Regions from separate parts of the Homo sapiens genome. Here region 2 is linked to region 1. Evidence: read pairs that join two places in POLR2A ChIA-PET (ENCODE). Cell type or tissue: PC-3. All regions are shown on one strand.

Evidence for each region. Peaks named below come from ENCODE experiments on the same cell type or tissue, not always from the same donor. Only the 100,000 strongest peaks of a DNase experiment are listed, where the experiment ranks them.
Region 2: POLR2A ChIA-PET joins it to region 1 with 8 read pairs; 2 of 35 experiments call an interaction of 5 or more read pairs at or near these places.

Annotation. Positions count from the first base shown.
Region 1 is chr6:15,576,412-15,578,911 of GRCh38, reverse strand. The region is part of intron 7 of DTNBP1 (dystrobrevin binding protein 1); the gene reads left to right. Among named protein-coding and RNA genes, the nearest start is that of DTNBP1-AS1, 32 kb to the right of the region's middle. In PC-3, no CTCF peak of the experiment used is centred here; a DNase peak (open chromatin) is centred at 1,021; H3K27ac peaks cover 970 bases.
Region 2 is chr6:15,229,755-15,232,254 of GRCh38, reverse strand. No RefSeq gene overlaps it. Among named protein-coding and RNA genes, the nearest start is that of JARID2-DT, 14 kb to the left of the region's middle. In PC-3, no CTCF peak of the experiment used is centred here; no DNase peak of the experiment used is centred here.

The DNA.
Region 1 (2,500 bases):
CTCACCAACACTTACCCTTTGTCTTTTTGATAATGGCCATTCTGACTGTAGGAGATGATACCTCACTGTGGTTTTGATTTGCATTTCCCTGATGGTTAGTGATGTTGAGCATTTTTTTCACATACCTTTTGGGCATCAAATGAATATTTTTAATGATACCTTCCATTGCTTTTCTGCATGGAAGATTCTCTCCCAATCCTAAGAAATAAATATTAGCTTGTTATTTCTTCCAGTTTTTATTATAGTTTACTTATTACTTTAACTCTACTTAATCTAGAACTTATTTTGATTTACAGCATGAAATGACCACTCAATATTTTGCCATATAAGTCATTAATTTTTTTAGTACTATGCAATAATTCCTTACTTTTCTCTCCCTCTGTTGCTGGAAAAAATGTAATTGGTTAAATTCCATCCTGCCTGCATGGTGTATGCCCCCGAGCAGCTGAATGTAGCTAGAAGAAAACATAACATCCTTTCCTGAGTTCTCACTTCAGATGTTGTCCACAATTCACTAGAAAGCCTTCATCCAGGCTGGCAATCCTAGTACATTCCCCTCTGCGCACTAGGAGAATGCTCTTTTCTCAAACTGGGACATCCCCTCCCTGATCCCATTCCTCATTGCTTTCCTCTGATTTCACTGAGGAACTGGAAGCAGTCAGAAGAGAAGGGCTCTGTGCTCCCTGCACTAACACCCCCTCCTCCCAGCGTCGGCTTACTCTGGCTTCCTCGCTGGCACCGTGGGGACTGTCCCTGCTTCCACAGCAAGCCCCTCAGTGTAGGCGCTGGACTCCTTCCTTCTCTCCTGCCTAAGGGCTTTGCTCTGGCAGCGTTGTCCTCTCTCTTCTGCACCATCAGTGCTCACCTCTCTGCAGAATCGTCTGGCAGTTGTTCGTACTGTCCACATACTTCACTATTCTTTTCCTTAATCCCTTTTGCCTGTAAAAGTAAACACATGACTAATAAAACTGACATTACCACCCAAATTATGTTGGCTACAATATCTTGGAAAACTACACTTGGAGAACTACACTTCAGGATTCAGTCCAAGCTCTTTACCTTCCCACCGGAGATGTTGAAGTGCCTCTGGGGTTAATCCTTGGGCCTTTTCTCTCCTGCATTCTTATTCAGTCCCAAGGCTTTAAATACCACCCAATGCTATTGGCTCCAATCCTGGCCTCACCCCTAAATTCTAGACTGGTTTATCCAGCTCTCCGCTCAAGAGTCCTGTGATGGTGCTCACTGGCATCTTAAACTCAACCTGTCAAAATCTGCAGTCTTGAGTCTCATCCTGCCTGCTTCTTGGCTCTTCTGTCTTCTCCATTTCATTAGATGATAGCGCTGTTCATCCCCAGGCTTAGGCTATAAGAGACATCAACAAAAATGCTGCATGAGTCCTCTCTTGCCTTACACATCAGTTCTTCAGTAAATCCAGCCAGTGCTGCCCACAAACTGCCTCTCACCGTTTCTTCCTGCCTCCCCTACTACTGCCTACACTCGGCACTGTTGTCTCTCCTCTGGGCTGCCGTGCGGGCATCCTCCCTGGGCTTCCTGCCTCTGCACTTACCCTCCAGAGAGAGCATCACCTCCTCGTGCCAAACTCTCTGTGGCCTCCCATCACATGTGGAATACCTCCCGAGTCCTGGCTTGCGAGGCCCTGCAGGGCCCAGCCCTTTGCTCCCTCTCTGGCCTTGGCTCCTCTGCTGCAGCTCTCAGCCATTTTGCTCCCTCCAGCAGGCCCATAGGCCCAACCAGGCCTCCAGCTTTTCCCACCGCCTGTCCTGCTCTTCCTGTAGGTGGTGGCCTGGCTCGTTCCCTTCTGCTGCTTTCTCAAGGCTCTCCACATTTTACTTTGTATATCATTCTCTCTCTCTCTTTACCTGGGTTTATTTTATTTGTGACCTGGATCCTCTTTTTTGTCTAAAATGTAAACCTAACATACATTTATCTGGCTTTTCTCTGCTCTATCTGTTGGGCCTAGAATAGTGATTGGCATAGCACCCAATACATGTCGTCTGTGTGGATGGAGTTCTGTAACAGAGTTGTATCTCTTTGCTTTCTTCCAGTGGCTCTCCAGTTCTTACAGCGATGTCTCAGTCATTTGAGCCTCACTTTCACAACTTTTTTTTTTTTTTTTTTTTTAGAGACAGAGTTGTGCTCTGTCATTTAGGCTGGAGTGCAGTGGTGTGATCTCGGCTCACTGCAACCTCCATCTCCTGGGTTCAGGCTATTCTCGTGCCTCAGCCTCCTGAGTAGCTAGAATTACAGGCACACACCTCCATGCCTACCTAATTTTTAGTACAGATGGAGTTTTTGCCACTTTGGCCAGGCTAATCTCGAACTTCTGGCCTTAAGGGATCTCCCCACTTTGGCCTCCCAAAGTGCTGGGATTATAGGCATGAGCCACTGCTACCAGCCTAAAATACATTTATTATTATAAATGGAAAACCAATATCACTTGACATGAATAGAAGTTAATTGCAACCATAGGCCGGGCACG
Region 2 (2,500 bases), 350 kb after region 1:
CCTCAGAATATGACTGACTTTGGAAATAGAGTCTGTAAAGAGGTAATTAAGTTAAAATGAGGTCATATGGGTGAGCTTCAACCTGAGATGACTGGTGTCCTTATAAGAGGAGTCGATTGAGTGCGGTGGCTCACATCTCTAATCTCAATGCTTTGGGAGGCAGACTGGGGAGGATCGCTTGAGCCCAGCAGTTTGAGACCAACCTAGGCAAATAGTGAGACCCCAATCTGTACAAAAAAATTAAAAATTAGCCCCACATGGCCGGGCGCGGTGGCTCATGCCTATAATCCCAGCACTTTGGGAGGCTGAGGCGGGTGGATTGCCTGAGCTCAGGAGTTCAAGACCAGCCTGATCAACATAGAGAAACGCTGTCTCTACTAAAAATACAAAATTAGCCAGATGTGGCAGCAGGTGCCTGTAAGGCAGCAGGTGCTGAGGCAGGAGAATTGCTTGAACCCGGGAGGTGGAGGTTGCTGTGAGCGGAGATTGTGCCCTTGCACTCCAGCCTGGGCAACAAGAGCAAAACTCTGTCTCAAAATAAAAAATTAACTCTACATTACAGTTGGCACACGCCTGTAATCCCAGCTACTTGGGAGGCTGAGGTGGAAGGATCGCTTGAGCCCAGAAGTGCAAGGCTGTAGTGAGCCATGATCACACCACTACACTCCAGCTTTGCTGTGACAGTGAGACCCTGTGTCCAAAAAAAAAAAAAAGGCCGGGCGCGGTGGCTCAAGCCTATAATTCCAGCACTTTGGGAGGCCGAGGCGGGCGGATCACGTGGTCAGGAGTTCAAGACCAGCCTGGCCAATATAGTGAAACACCGTCTCTACTAAAAATACAAATACAAAAATTAGCTGGGCATAGTGGAGCATGCCTGTAGTCCCAGCTACTCGGGAGGCTGAGGCAGGAGAATCACTTGAACCCGGGAGATGGAGGTTATGGTGAGCCGAGATTGCACCACTGCACTCCATGCTGGGAGACAGAGGGAGACTCCGCCTCAAAAAAAAAAAAAAAAAAAAGAGAGAGAGATTAAGACATAGACACGAAGAGGGAAGAGCTTATAAGGACACAGGAAGAAGACAGCCAGCTTTAGTGAAAGGGACAGGCTCTAAGAGAAACCAATCCTTCTGACACCTTGATCTCAGACTTACAGCTTCCAAAACTGTGAGGAAATAAATTTTTGTTGTTTAAGTCACCACATCAGCTAGGCGAAATGGCTCACACCTGAAATGCCAACACTTTGAGAGGCCGAGGTTAGAGGATCACTTGAGCTCAGGAGCTTGAGACCAGCCTGGGCAACATAGCAAGACCCCATCTCTACAAAAAATGTAAAAGTTATCTGGGCATGGTGGCACCTGTGGTCCCAGCTACTCAGGAGGCTGAGGCAGAAGGATTGCTTGAGCCTCAGAGTTTGAGGCTGCAGTGAGCTATGATTGTACCACCGCAATCCAGCCTGGGAGACATAGCAAGACTCAAATCTTTTTTTTGTTTTTTTTTTTTTTTTTTTGAGACGGAGTCTCACTCTATCGCCCAGGCTGGAGTGCAGTGGCACGATCTTGGCTCACTGCAACATACGCCTCCTGGGTTCACGCCATTCTCCTGCCTCAGCCTCCCAAGTAGCTGGGACTACAGGGGCCAACCACCACGCCCGGCTAATTTTTTTTTTTTTTTTTGTATTTTTTAGTAGAGATGGAGTTTCACCGTATTAGCCAGGATGGTCTCGATCTCCTGACCTCGTGATCCGCCCTCCTCGGCCTCCCAAAGTGCTGGGATTAGAGGCATGAGCCGCCATGCCCAGCTGTTCCCAAATCTTTTTTAAAAAGGTTTTTTTAGCCCCACATTTTAAAATAAAGAAGCAGACCAGGCACAGTGGCTCATGCCTGTAATCCCAGCACTTTGGGAGGCTGAGGTGAGTGGATCACTTAAGGTCAAGAGCTGGAGACCAGCCTGGCCAACATGGCAAAACCCCATCTCTACTGAAAATAGAAAAATTACCTGGGCCTGGTGGCATGCACCTGTAATCCCAGCTACTTGGGAAGCTGAGGCAGGAGAATCGCTTGAACCCGGGAGGTGGTGGTTGCAGTGAGCCGAGATCATGCCACTGTACTCCAGCCTGCCAACAGAGCAAGACTCCATCTAAAATTAATAATAAGTAAATATAATAAAAATATAAGTAAATATATAAAAATATAATAATAAGTAAAATAAAGAAGCAGCGAAGGTATTTCATTTTGCTGATTTAGTAGATGAGTTTATACTATATTTTAAAAGAACAACTCAAATTTTTATAACACTTGACAATAATTTGAAAAACCAACCATGAGCCATGCATGGTGGCACATGTCTGCCGTCCCAGCTACTCAGGAGGCTGAGACAAGAGGATTTCTTGAGCTCAGCTTGGGCAGCATAGAGAAAGTCTGACTCTAAAACTTTTTTATTTTTTTTTTGAGACAGGATCTCACTCTGTCACCCAAGCTAGGGTGCTGTGGTGAGCTCATGG